Linked DNA regions of Homo sapiens: regions 1 and 2 are each linked to region 3. Evidence: chromatin loops called from intact Hi-C (ENCODE). Cell type or tissue: endothelial cell of umbilical vein. All regions are shown on one strand.

Region 1 (5,000 bases), 120 kb after region 3:
GAAATGTAGGCAAGGTGGTGGCAAGCCCATGGCCTAGGCTGTGGGAACTCATAGAACAACTATAGTGATGATCGCTGCCTTGGATTGCAGCCTACTCTGAATGTGTGCACCTGTGCTAACTACTTTCAGGTGTGTTGTCTTGTTTCATAGACTCATTACATTTTTATGATGAAGTGAAACCCGTGAATTGGCTCCTCCAGACTTCTCATTTTAATGACAAAAAAGTGGGTCTCCAGAGAGGAGCTGGGATTTTCCAAGATCTCATAGTTTGTTCCTCACTTTTTGTCCGTAGGAGAATCATAGAAGAACCAGATAATCTTGTCTCTTATAGAAGGAATACCCTTACCCTTCCACATTCCCGTGGTGGTGGTGTGTTTGCTTTTTTATCAGTCTTAACCCATGGGAGGCTGCACAACTTACATAAGAGGCTACCTGTTCTGTTTGCCAAACGGCAGCCCAGACCCATCACTGAGCATGTCCTTGGCAAGAGGCACAACCTCAGGCTGACACTGTTTCCATGTCCGTGAGAAATGATGTGTATAAACGATGGCCAGTAAGATGCTCATCTGTTGGGAAGACAACAGAGGGCAGGGCTGAGAGCATGGCTTCCCTGCTGATTGCCTGTGTTCAGATCCCAGCTCAGCCGTGTGTAAGCTCTTGGTTCTTGGGGTAACTACTTGTTTACCTCTCTGAAAAATGGGAGTAGAAATAATGAATACTTTTAATAGGATTATTTTGAGGATAAATGTATTTATTTATGTAGAGAACTTGGCACGGCACCTGGCACAGAGTGAGCACTTAATGAATTTTGACTGTAAATAGTTATTACTGTTCCACTAGATTCAAATTTCTTATCTTTGCCTTTAGCTGGATGAGTGAGGAGATTTGTACCAACGTCATGTATTCTCCTCTTCCCTGCAAATTCCTCCACCTGAGTCCTATTGAGGTGCTCCCCATTATAAGGAGTCCTGTGAATCAAAGTGGTATGTTTACTGTAAAGAATGTGGAGGATGCTGTTCACTGCATTGTATTGTTATCTTCATGAGGAAGCCAGGAGACATTTATTTTGGCTCTCTGTTTTAGAAAGGTGTTCTCCTCATGACGACCTGTTTGCCTCTGATCTTAAGGACACTTTGAAGCATACCGAGCAGGGGTCTGCAAACTTCTTTGATAACAGGCAAGATAGTAAATATTTTCAGCTTTGCAGGGCAGAGTCTCTGTCACAGCTACTCAACTCTTCTGTGGTAGCAGCCACAGACAGTGTGTAAGTGATTGGACGTGGCTGTGTTCCAGTACAACTTCATTTACAAAAACAGGGCTCAGGCCAACCCCTGATAGAGATATTCATGGTTTTTGTGTTTCTCTCTCAAATGCTAACTACCAGAAAAGCTTAGAGTCAAATCTGAATCATGCTTCTAGCAAATATGTACCTACACATTTAGCATACTAATATCACTCTTGCTTACCAGTTTTTACCCTGTTTTCTCACATTTATATTCCATTTGTCATAATTATAGCTCCTGTCTTGACTGTATCTTCTTTCACTGTGTTTTTTGTTGTTGTCGTTGTTGTTGTTTTTGGGAATGGGATAGGACTGTAAGTAAATAAATCAATTATATCTTGCTAGCTTAGAAACCAGGACTTGAGTAACCACTTCTGACTCAAAGTTCAATCTATGTGGTTAAATAGGGAAGCAGACCATAAGATGTATGCCCAGTGGTGCACGTTGCTGACTCGCAAGCTATGTGCAGGCTTTAGCATTTAGTGTGGTGATGTGTGCCCTCTAACCTGAGATGTTGAGAGAGGGGCAGAGAAGAAGACTTCTTGTAGCCACAAAGTTTCATTCCTTCCTCTCTCATTGTTGTAGCATTTCTTTTAAGTGAAAACAGCCTTTTTGGTTTGCTAGCCTATCTCTGGCAGGAAGACAAATTATTTTTTTACAGTATCAGACACGCGGTTTCCTGTCTATGTTTAACTTGCTAGCAGAACATCTCAGCCAGCTGGTTCCCTCTGGACCCATTGTGTCCTTAATGTCGTTGCTTTACACCATCCAGCAAACCCACTCTGTGTACTGATCGCATGCATTGAGCATTTTGTTGACTTCCGTTGTTTTCCGAGTAAGGGAAGTCTTAGAAATGCTGCCCTCTTTCTCCCAAATCTCATTTTATGTTTGTTCAGCTCCAACACCAGGGAGCTGGCTTCTTGGGGAAATGATTAGTTCTTGCATGTAAGAAATGAAAAGAGTAAATGGTGTTTTGGTAGCTCTGGGGGATTTTAGGTATGCTGCCTTGGAACTGTGCACTCACGCCTCAAAATAGCTGGCTTTCCAGCTGTGCATTTTTGTTTCAAAAGAAACAAACCAGATTTACTTTCTGGTCTAAATGCAGAAGAAAAAATAAGTGTGGAAATATGGTTGAGAAAAGTTGTTAGAAGAGGAAGAAAATTATGGATTAAAGTTGCTAGTCTCATTCCTGAGAAGAGAAATCAGTTATTTGAGGTGATGACTCAGAGCTGAAGCAGCTTTTTGTTGTGAACCAGCCTTGGTTAGAAAGCACACTTGGAATTCATCAATATGGCCCTATGTCTGGCCAAGGAAATAATAAAGATTTTGCATGATAGAGGACACTGTGACTCAGTTGAAGGAAGCTTAGAATGTATTTGAACTGAATTAAGGCAAAAGCAACTCGCTTTTCAAGATTTTTTTTTTTCCTAAGTAGCAAAGTAAACAAAGCTGCACTGAGGCCAGATGTGCTTTCTGGTTGTGAATATTTGTACTCTAGAACCTCATTCTGGTATGAATCAGCAGAGTGGAATCTAGTATGGACACAGGCTGTCTCAAATTCCATCCACTGGATATGAGTGGCCAAGAAAGCAGTCGGACCCATACTGCTGGTGCTGTAGCAAGGTTCGGGTGGTTCCTCTGCAGCCTCAGGTCTCTCCCACTGCGGCCTCCATGTGTTCCATAAACTCCACACCCATGAGTAATGGCAAGAAGGGTCCACTGAGACCTTTTGCTGCTTTGCGAGTGTCTCAGTGTCCCACCAGGGGAAAAAAAAGGCTCAGGGAGGTGGCTAACCACTGTGAAATTGACTTTTATTTCCACCCACGTATACTCCAGAGGCTGTATTCACCACCATTTGGACATCTGGATGACTTGCCTTTGGAAAGTCCTTTTGTATTCTAAATCGCTCCTGCATGTTACCTGTTGTGGAAAATATCAATTTTGCCATTACAAATTATGCTTTTTTTTAAAAACATGTTAACTTTTAGAGAAATAATTTATATTTGCTTATCTACTTTTAAAAATATACATATATATGCCTTTTGTTGCCTAATTAGAGGATATAGTTGGTTCCAATGTCAAGAACAATTTCTCTGAAATGTAGTCATTAAAATTATTCCCATGTCTTTCATTTTCCAGGCCCCATCCTATTCGAAATACCTGTTTCTTCCACCAGGCTGATGTAGTTATGCTTAGGCTTGGCTGCACATTGGAAACACCTGAGTAGCTTTAAAAACTACTCATTAACTGGGTCTTACTCCTGCAGTTTCTGACTTAATTGGTCTGGGGCCTGGTATCAGGAATTATTTTTTAATTCTTCAAGATATTTTAATATGCAGCCCACATTGGGAACCACTGGACTCAAGACAGTTTGTTCTGCCAAATCTTTTTATATTTTTCGTCACGTTCCCCCTGTAGCCTGGAAAGGGACGGTAACAATTAAAGAATGGCAGCTACCACAGGAAGGAGCCAAAATTATGCCTTCGAAGGTTAGAGGAGGAGAAAAACCAACACCTGTTTTACCCCATCCTTGGAGGAATAGCAAGACACTTTAAGAGGGGATATTATTTTGTTTTCTACAACAATTTACAAGCAATTGCTTTGGAACAAGGTCAACGGCCTCATTGGGAATAGGCATCTTAGCTTTTAAAACTGATTAAATTATACGTTAAAGGAAAGCACATTTTAAACCTTAATGTGTCCAAAAGGTTGGATGGCAAGGTTTGGGTGCTACTGCCTTGGCAGAGACAAGGCAGGGACCAGGGAGGCTGTGTGCATGATTTTAGGAGGTGAGAAACTCAGGTGGGAAGGAATTGCAGAAGCCTGTGGTTCACCTGGAAAGCCAGGGAGAGAGAGAGGATGTATTCTGGTGACCTAACAGGTATTGTGAATAATGAATATGCTTTTCCAAAGCGATCTGGTCTCCCTGTTGGAGAGCATCCTGAAATAACTTAAGAAATGTACCTTGCTTTCAGGTTTCCTGAGAACATGAGGGCCCCTAGACAGAGTACAAGGTGTAATTCAGACAGCCAGCCAGAAAAAGAATTAAAGAATCAGGGCAGGTGTGGGGATCCTAACAAAACCTAAGCTTTTAGTAGTCAGAAAACTGCAATAACACAGAAAAGAAAATGAAAAAAAATCTTGTTCCAAAGAACATATATCAGGTGTGAAACTCTCTTTGTGGGAGGACAGATGTGTCATCATTTCCTGGACAAAGCCTGGTACCTTGTAGGCACCCTCCTAATGTTGGTTGCCCTCCTTTTAAAGTCAGAGCAAGAGAAGTAGCAGGAATCTATATCCTAAGGAGGAACATAAAGGGTGAAAAGCACAGTGGAAGGGATGCCTAAAAGAGCAAAGGCTGAATCAGGGTTTTAATGGCCTGAAATGACCAATTTTCTAAAACTTGACAGGTAGATGTAAAATCAGACATATAGGTTCAAACAATCGATTGCAAAGGAGCACTTGTCAAAACACTGGCTGGGAATCTGCTCATGTGATGAAGACCCCAGGGTTTAGAGGTGAGTTAAGGTCATTTTGAAATCAGGATGATCTGGCTGAAAGAATCAAAACAAAACAGAAAGAACAAACCATCAGGAGCCTTAAACTCCACTTGGTGGAAGAGGAGGTGAGAGTCCTGCTGTAATCTTTGCTACACAAGTTATATTCCAAGTATTATATCTGTGTCTATCAAAACACATGATGAAGAATCTTAAATAGC
Region 2 (5,000 bases), 250 kb before region 3:
AGCATCATTGCAGCAAAAGCTGACTCATACCCTCTTTCCTTAAGGCCATCTCTCCTTCTACCCCAGTCTCACGATTTGAAACTTTTTGAGGCCTGGGGCACTGTTTTGGGCTTCACTGCCTCTATAGGACCAGACACACTGCCAGAATAGAGCAGATACTCAGAAAATGTATGTCCAATGACTTCAATGGGATCATAATTTCTCAGTCTTACTCAAGGCTTTTATACCCATTGTGTTCTACAAAACAGCCTTCCATCCCTTCCAAATTTTTCTGCATCCTATAATTGAATGAGTTGGTGTTTTCATGAATTTTTTTACTCCAGCTACAACAACTAAAGAAGTGATGACTCAAAGCTGAATTTACACCATAGATGTGTCCTGTTCAAATATCCAGTCAATGTTGCAGCTTAGCTCTTATGACATTGATTAACATACTCCATTTCCAAAAGGCACAGTGCATACCCTGTGGATACAGGGTAACCATGCCTCTGTCATGACAGCATTTTCACTGTAACATCAGTTAGATCAGAAGTACTGGGTGCTCGTTTGCAGCCCTATTTGCAGCTTTCTACAGTGGCACAGATTCCTGTGACTGTTTTAAATTACTGGAAAAGTCAATATTGGAAAATTTTTCTTAGTATGATTTGTATATGCTATGGTTTGACTGCATTCCCTCTCAATTTCATGTTGAAACTTAATCACCAATGTGATAGTATTAAGAGGTGAAACCTTTAGAAGGTGATTAAGTCATGGCGGTTCTGCCCTCTTGAAAGGTATTAATGCCCTATAAAAGAAGCTTCTCCCAAAATGTATCCCTTTTTTAGCCCTTCCACCTTCCACCATGTGTGGATGCAGCAACAGAGTGCCATCTTGAAGCAGAGACTAGCACTCACCAAACAGCAAACCTGCTAGTGACTCGATCTCAGACTTCTCAGCCTCCATAACTGTGAGAAATAGATTTCTGTTGTTTATAAATTACTCAGTCTCAGGTATTTTGTTATAGAAGCATGAAGAAACTAAGACTGTACATATAATTCTTTTATTTTATAAATCTCTTTTGTCAATATCCCACATTATAATGGTGCCGGAGAAGAAAATGCTGGAGGATAGCTAACTTACTGACTATATACTACATTCCAGCCATTGCTATGTGTTGTCTATTCATAGCCTCATTTAACTCTCCCAATAGTCTATTACATATATATTATATAATCCTGATTTACAGATGAGGGAAACTAATGATTAAGGCAATTAAATAATTTGTCTAAAAACTCATGGCTGGATGTCGGAAGGTTAGAATTCGAGCCCAGAAAAAGCTGACTTCTGAGCCTAAGCTTCTAAAGCACTATGGCAATTAAAAAAAAAAAAAAAAGGTTCTTTCAAAAATACATAAATAAAATGCTATGTTCTAAAAGCATCTAAATAATGATGATTACAGTTGCTGTTAATAAGATTAAATAAATGGACAGGTCATTTCAATCTGCAAAGCAAGATGAAATTTTGGCTTGCGGTAAGTGCATAATTTTAATTACAGGTTTACATGTGAAAAAAATAACTATCCACAAACAGTAACAACTTGAAAAACAGATTCCAAGGAAAATATTGAGAAGTGTTTGTTGAGGAATTTGCAAAACCAAACTTGTTAGTTGTGATAGAAAAACATGAGCGAGTGTGTGTGTTGTGGGGCGATGGAACTGGTGAAGAGAAGGTGGGGTGGGGAAAGGGATAGAGAGAGGGGAGAGGAAGAGACAAAGGAGAAAGAGAAAAGACTAAAAGACTAAAAGACTAAATTCTAGTTCTTTTCTTTTGAAAATCCCCACTTCCCCAAACTTCCACTCTAATTGCCAGCATGAATGAATTCTTTTCACAGGTGTTGGTGTTACAATAGGACACCACTGATTTTTTTTAAAAAAAGCTAAATTGGAAAGTGACTGCATGCCTCAGAGAGTGAAATTAGAACAGACCTTTCCCCTTTCTAGGAGGCACTACATTTTCCATGTGGCAACATTTCATTTGGCTCCTTTGAAAGATCCAGCCAGAACTCTGTAGGCTTTAAAAGCAAGATGGAAAGACTGGTGTTTCTTAAACTTCACTAGACCTTATTTTTTAAAATTATGGTGTTAAAACAGAGGGGAAGGCAATATAAGTAGAATTCAGCTCTTTTAGCTAAGGAATTTATCTCAAATGCAATTTCAGATTTCATTCTTATCCTGAAAATTATTTTCTTCTCTAGAAGCTCTTTTGTTAGCATAAGCTCTTTTCCTAAGACTTATCACTAATGCTGGTTTACTCCTACTTTTCAACTGATTTGTTACTGATGTTTCTCACACCCAGGAAGCAGCTACCCCAAAATAAGGGAATTAATGGCTGAGACCAGACAATACAATAAATGGCCACTCCCTGGTAGGGAAAGACTTTGGAGGTGGGTAGAAATGTTTTAACTTTATGCTGCAGCTTCCTGGGTGTGACACTGAACTTTAGTCACTGTAGTGAGATATGAGGTAATACATTTAAAGTACTGTCAATGCTCGATTACTGGGAGTAAATACTCTGCAGTGGAAGGATATGGTCTCTGGAGAAAGTCACACTGCCACTTCCTGCATTTATTAACCATGTGTTTTTGGGCAGATTACTTAACTTCTCTGACCTTCAGTTTCCTCAGCTACCAAATTTGGAAATCATATTGACTTCTAATGGTAATCATAATTTGAATGAAGAAATGTATGTCAGGTTTCAGGTCAATACTTTTCCCCTTATTTCTTGCCCTTTCTTCTTCAGTTGTAAAATAATTTGGTTGTCAATATTTTCTCTAAGGCTTCTTTCAACTTTATGTTATGCTGTAGTTAATTTCTATTGTCAGAAATATTTCTTATGCTCAGTTTGCTTCCCTGGTTGAGTTTCCTATGAAATTTTCATGGACCATCAGAGAATAGCGGCAAACAGGAAATACACAGTGGAGGAAATAGCATGGTGTGGTTTTAGGTGTACAACTGACCACTGCTGCTTTTGGTTTGAATTCAGGAAAGCTAGGCTGCCACCACTGGAACAGAAACTTCTTCTTCTTCTTTTTTTGATAGTGAATCATAAATTATATTTCAAAATGTAAACATCACTAAACATGCATACATGTTAAAACAATAAAATTTACAGTTTCATTCATTTTTTTTCTTTTTACATAGAACATCATTACAATATGGAATCTATGCCATACAAAATACAAAGTTTTATCCAAGCAAGACAAGGCCAGACTGGGAATTGTACAACTGCAATATTTCAGTGTAGGGATCCAGGAAAAATGAAACATGACCTTCGGAAGCATGGTGGGTGCTAGTTAAAAAATAAATAAATAAATAAATAAAGTTCCTACAGGAAAGAAAAACGAGCTCCAGGGAAATGATCTCGGACTCTTGGATTCTGCCTTCGGCTTTGGCTTCCAGAGAAGCTCCACCAATGGCTTCGGATGGGAAGGGGGTACCTGTGCGGGTCTGGGGCAGCTGGGACCCCAAAGCATGCATTCCAGCACATGCAAACAAGGAATTCCCAGTCACCAAGGAGCCACAGCAAGCCTCGAACCCGACAATGACAATGCATAGTTGCTCAGTAGAGAGACTCCCGCCTGCTGAGGCTGACCAGCTGCAGCGGCCCCAGCACTTGGCACCAGGGGCCTCCCCAGGGTGAGGCCAGGGAGCAGACTCTCCCTCAAACACACCCAGAGGCAGGCACCTGGACCTGGCACGGACGCTGGGGCTGATGAGCCCACGTGATGTCCGAGCCACCTGGGAAGTAGCCCCTTGCTCCTTTCAGAGGGCAGCCAGGTACAGTGGCTCCTGTGCTGAGTGCGTGGCCGCACAGGCATTGGGTTCACACATCCGCTTTCCAAATAAGCACTCCCAGTGGCCTGTCAACGGGCCCTCTAGGAAGAGGCCAGGGAGAACAGGACCCTGAGTCCTGGGAAAAAGCCTTTCCAGCGCCCCACCCCCATGACTTCCTCCCTCCCTCCCATGACCCCCCTTAGGTGACGCTATTTCTCTCCCAACCTGTTTATTTTAAAATAAAAGTGGTAAAGTTTTGAAGCTGTGCGAGAAAGGGAGAAGCAGGGCAGGGCCAGGTGGCCACACTGCAAGTCTGAAATCTTGATAGGGGGTCAATTGAAACCAAGTATAGACCCTCTTGCCTCGTGGACACAGGGCTCCCGTCTCCTGCCAAATTCAAGTCTTCTGACTAATTAGGGACAGGACAGCAGGCAGGAGGAGGCGCCTCACCCTAAAGGGTGCTCAGGCCTGTATCAATAGTAAGCTGGACTGTGAATCCACGTTCTGGTACCAAGTTCTCTGGAACGGGTCTCAAACAAGCCTTCGAAGCCTCAAAATCAGGTAAATTAGTCATAGGACCTGGTTCTCCCTGAAGTAATCCTGGTTTCAAAAACCATCAGCCCACATCTCAGATTTTAGCTTTGGAAAATATGGTGACCAGAATTGCATATGGAAACGGACAGCAAAAGATGTGGATAACCTACAAAGCGTTTCTTACTGGCTGCGATGTGACCAACACATCACACCCTTTAAACTAACTTCTAGCACTGTCTTTGACTAAATGACCTTTTTAAATGGAAAAAAATAAAAAATCAGTGACACCTGCCAGATGTCAAAATAGGTAGCCTTGTAAACACAGCCACAACCAGCAGCGGAGAAACAAGTCCATGCTACTGCTCAGATCACCTCTTCCTTAGAACAGACACTTCAAACATCACTCTGCAAGCTCTAGCTGAACAAATGTTTCTCAAAAACACCAGCTGAAAGGGTGGTGGAAAGCATTGAGGGACACAGAAAAAAGAAAAGACACTAGGGTGGTAAAGAAAGAAAGAGATCACTTGAATTCTTTTTGTTTTCACTGTTAGGCACTTTATCAACTATATTGTGTGCATTACATTGTGTAATTCTTTCAATAATGCTGGAGAGAAACACTTTAACACCATTTTACAGATGAGAAAAAATGAGGTT
Region 3 (5,000 bases):
TGAACCCAGGAGGCGGAGCTTGCAGTGAGTAGAGATCGCGCCACTGCACTCCAGGCTGGGCGACGGAGCAAGACTCCATCTCAAAAAAAAAATTTTACATCAATAAAAAGGGAAAAGAGGAGGGTTCTATAATGTACAATGTGGAGATTCACAATTCACACTAGCACTTTACAGACTCTGAGAACTCCTGCAGTAACTTACCCATTTAAGTCATATTTCTCAAATGCATTGGATTACAAAAACCTCCTTGTTCTGTGTATATGTATGTGTGCACATACGCCTACACACACTCCTGCACACATTTGCACATATGTTTGCTTAAGTAGTACCTCATATGCCTCATCTTTAAGGCTTAGCAGACCTGTTTTGGGTCAGACTCACAAAAAGAGATAACAAAGTACAGAACAAATAAATCCTTTAAGATCAGTGAGGAACAGGCCGGGTACAGTGGCGGCTCACACCTGTAATCCCAGCACTTTGGGAGGCCGAGGCGGGTGGATCACCTGAAGTCAGAAGTTTGAGACCAGCCTGACCAACATGGCGAAACCCCGTCTCTACCAAAAATACGAAAAAAAAAAAATTGTATTTTCTATCAAAAATACAAAAAAATTAGCCAGGCATGGTGGCACATGTCTGTAATCCCAGCTACTCGGGAAGCTGAGGTAGGAGAATTGCTTGAACCTGGCAGTTGAAGGTTGCAGCGAGTTGAGATTGCTCCACTGCACTCCAGCCTAGGCAACACAGTGAGACTCTGTCTCAAAAAAAAAAAAAAAAAAAAAAATCATTGAGGAAGTAAAAAGGTGTCCACACTAAGAAGCCCTTAAATATCAAGAACAGAGCTGAAGAAAAATAAAAGACAGATACAGAAAGGAAAGGTGGGTGAATATAATTAAAATCAAATTGCAAAGGAACATAGGTAGTAGCATCAGTGAGGTGAAGATCAGGAGATTTATATCCACGTCTTAGGTCAGATTCTCTAGGAAGTGGAATCTGAGATGGTTGTGAGCAGGAAGTTTGGGGAGAATCCTCTAGGGATCTACATCTGCAAGGGGTAAGGAACAAAGGATTGGAAGGAGGAAGAAGTCAAACTGTGATGCAGGTCCTACAAAGACTTCAGCTAATCTCAAGAGAAGCTGTAATACAAGATGGTCCTTCAGAGATATCCATCCAGGTCTTGTCTCTCTGCACCAGTGGGTCATGGGATGCTAGCTGCGTTAAGCATATAACCTTGGTAAGGAGGACAATTTCTGTGAAGAACCATCAGAAGAAAAGACTCCTGGCAGCTGGGTGATCAAATGCCTAAGTACTGAAGTGGGAATGTGGAGACCACATCATAACTTTCATTACACAGGGCCACAATTTTCTGAAAAGTGTCCAACATCCCAAAAACATAATTCTAATAAGACCTCTTCCCACAACCACACATCTAAGAAATGGCACCTTTAAGAAGTCTCCACTCAACAATTCTGAGTGATTTTCTATCCCCATCCATTCTTTGATGCAGTGGGTATTTTCACTTTGTAGAGAAAAGGAAAAAATATTTTCTAGTACAGCATCCTCCCTAGTAGGGCAGCTCAACAAGTTTATATTAACACTACCCCCAAAACTTGTTACAGATCAATTAATCTCAAGTTAAAATGATCATTTCTTGCTAGTATCCTCTGATAGTTCATTAATTGATATCAAATAATGCTACTTGTTGCTTTTAATCTCTGGTTTTTCCATGATGGTCTGCTTACCTTCTACATTGGAATAACTTCAAGGAAAGAGGGCTAATAATTGAAAACAGATATTTGTGGGTCTCTCTCCAGATGGACTAAACCTGACTCAATGAGGAAGAAGCACAGCAACCCATTCTTTATGTTTTGGGATATTTTTATGGATATAAATGTTCAAGAACTACTATTACAAGTTCTCTAATCTTCCCTAGTTTGAGTCAAATCATCTGGGAGTCATGGGCTCACAGCTCTTCACATTAGCCTCAGTAGCTCTTTTTTTATTTAATTGCACTTTGGTGAGATGCCAGCAGCCAATACTGAGGTGTATTATATAAACTTCACTGAATAACTTGTGTCTGTGTTTACTGTTGAGATTATGTGTATGACAATATATGGTATCCTGTCTGTAAAGACTTGGGAGAAAATTCTGATCTCATAATCAGATAGAATTGTTCATCTCTTCAGCAACTAGATAGATTTAACACTATAAGTAGTGTGACTCACTCACCTCTAGTGTTTCCTTCTTCTCATTGGCTAGCAGAAACTTACAAGTTTTTGGCATACCTCTAGAAAATATGCGTGACTTCATTGTGTGATTTTTGTGTCCTGACTCACTTTTACTTTCACTGAAATTTCCTGAGTCTTTTTTTAAATCATTTATTTGCTATTTCATATGTATTTTATTAAATGATTTTTTAAATCCCTTCTGGAACAAGCCTGGGTATAAATAGTCAACTGTATTCTAATTATTAACACGTACCAGACATTCAACAAGTTCAGTCCATCAGTGAAATACCTTAAAAGCAAAGACGTAGCCCCCGCCAGTGTATTATAGATGCTTTTGCAGGGAACTGTGTGAAGAAATTCTAGCAATGTTGTAAGCAATTAATTGGATAGGATTTCAACTTTTGACACCAATAACCGGTCTAACAACATTCTGTGACTTGGCATATCAGTGAACATAGGAGAAAATAATAGGGCTTGTGCATTTCCAAAGAACTATTGAGGAAGGAATTCAGAAAATATCCCACAATTTTAATTATCCTTTCTTTTCATTAATCTTCCTCGCTTATGCATGCATAAGCATACAAATAATATAAAAATTATAGAACCCCCGGATTTCATTTAAATCTTTCTGGCCCTTCGGACATTTACACAGTGCAAATTCCCTCTTTTCACCCAGTCATGCATTATACTTTGCTATAGGATGAGGAAATTCTTAATAAATGTCATCATGATTTAGTTCACTTTGGGCAAGTAAGGTTAAATTTAAAATATTTAGAAGTTTGAAGTTATTACATTACAGATGAGTTTGTATTTCTTACTATTTATTAACTGTAAGAGTATACTAGAATAAGTGTTAGATGTTGCCTATGACTATATAAAGTATCTGAGTCAACCAGAAATGAGCTCACACTTCTAATAACTTAGGCATGAATGAGTGAATCATAAAAAAGCCCCCCGTTCCTTTTATTGAAATAATCCTGGGAAAGATGGAAACAGCACAGGCCTCTGCTTCTGATAACAGATATGGGAAGGAAATATGGTACAGCCCTGGAAAATCTTTGGGCTGTTAGAATTAGCTTTCTTTTTTTTTAAACTTATTTTTTATTATTATTATTATCATTATACTTCAAGTTCTAGGGTACATGTGCACAACGTGCAGTTTTGTTACATATGTATACATGTGCCATGTTGGTGTGCTGCACCCATTAACTTGTCATTTACATTAGTTATATCTCCTAATGCTATCCCTCCTCCCTACCCCCACCCCACGACAGGCCCCACTGTGTGATGTTCCCTGCCCTGTGTCCAACTGTTCTCATTGTTCAATTCCCACCTATGAGTGAGAACATGCGGTGTTTGGTTTTTTGTCCTTGCGATAGTTTGCTCAGAATGATGGTTTCCAGCTTCATCCATGTCCCTACAAAGGACATGAACTCATCCTTTTTTATGGCTGCATAGTATTCCATGGTGTATATGTGCCACATTTTCTTAATCCAGTATATCACTGATGGACATTTGGGTTGGTTCCAAGTCTTTGCTATTGTGAATAGTGCCACAATAAACATACGTGTGCATGTGTCTTTATAGCAGCATGATTTATAATCCTTTGGGTATAGACCAATGGAACAGAACAGAGCCCTCAGAAATAATACCACACATCTGCAACCAACTGATCTTTGACAAAACTGACAAAAACAAGAAATGAGGAAAGAATTCCCTATTTAATAAATGGTGCTGGGAAAACTGGCTAGCCATAGGTAGAAAGCTGAAACTGGATCCCTTCCTTACACCTTATACAAAAATTAATTCAAGTTGGATTAAAGACTTAAATGTTAGACCTAAAACCATAAAAACCCTAGAAGAAAACCCAGGCAATACCATTCAGGACATAGGCATGGGCAAGGACTTCATGACTAAAACACCAGAAGCAATGGCAACAAAAGCCATCATTGACAAATGGGATCTAATTAAACTAAAGAGCTTCTGCACAGCAAAAGAAACTACCATCAGAGTGAACAGGCAACCTACAGAATGGGAGAAAATTTTTGCATTCTACCCATCTGACAAAGGGCTAATATCCAGAATCTACAAAGACCTTAAACAAATTTACAAGAAAAAATCAACCCCACCAAGAAGTGGGTGAAGGATATGAAAAAACACTTCTCAAAAGAAGACATTTATGCAGCCAATAGACACATGAAAAAATGCTCATCATCACTGGCCATCAGAGAAATGCAAATCAAAACCACAATGAGATACCATCTCATACCAGTTAGAATTAGCTTTCTATAGAGACAGCTGGTAACACATAGCACATTAGTTAAGCAGGCTCTGGCATTAGATTGTTAGGGGTTAAACTCTAGCCCTAATGTTTATTAAGTGGTCAGTACTGGGATATTTGACTTAGTCTTTCTGTGCCTCAGTCTCTTTCTATAAAGTAAGAATAGTAATACTACCTATCTCACAGAATTGTTTTGAGGATTAAATAGGTTGATCTATAAAGAGCCCTTGGACCTAGAAAATAATAAAATTTTAATAAATATTGAATGTTAAACCCCTCTCTGGTTGATGTCCTGAGACACAGATTTACCTGTATTCCTTATTGGGAGATTTGATATGCAGTTCAGACCAAGAATAGCCATTATTACCATAATTGCTACTAGCTCCATCCATAATGGAAGATCCCATTACATAGTAGCCAACTTCAGAATGAGCAAGCCTTGTATGCTTTGCTGAGGAAGTGGAACTTTATCCTCGAGACAAACAAGAGTCACT

The links. Peaks named below come from ENCODE experiments on the same cell type or tissue, not always from the same donor. Only the 100,000 strongest peaks of a DNase experiment are listed, where the experiment ranks them.
Region 1: a loop joins it to region 3, with 6 times the contacts of the local background. A loop is called at or near these places in 5 of 110 quality-filtered maps.
Region 2: it touches region 3 in a loop (7-fold over the local background); 2 of 110 quality-filtered maps call a loop at or near these places.

Annotation. Positions count from the first base shown.
Region 1 is chr3:30,656,840-30,661,839 of GRCh38, forward strand. All of the region lies in intron 3 of TGFBR2 (transforming growth factor beta receptor 2), which reads left to right. Among named protein-coding and RNA genes, the nearest start is that of TGFBR2, 53 kb to the left of the region's middle. In endothelial cell of umbilical vein, no CTCF peak of the experiment used is centred here; DNase peaks (open chromatin) are centred at 1,972 and 2,642; H3K27ac peaks cover 5,000 bases.
Region 2 is chr3:30,286,966-30,291,965 of GRCh38, forward strand. No RefSeq gene overlaps it. Among named protein-coding and RNA genes, the nearest start is that of LINC01985, 230 kb to the right of the region's middle. In endothelial cell of umbilical vein, no CTCF peak of the experiment used is centred here; DNase peaks (open chromatin) are centred at 96 and 2,596; H3K27ac peaks cover 4,133 bases.
Region 3 is chr3:30,536,824-30,541,823 of GRCh38, forward strand. No RefSeq gene overlaps it. Among named protein-coding and RNA genes, the nearest start is that of LINC01985, 20 kb to the left of the region's middle. In endothelial cell of umbilical vein, no CTCF peak of the experiment used is centred here; DNase peaks (open chromatin) are centred at 2,098 and 3,178; H3K27ac peaks cover 2,857 bases.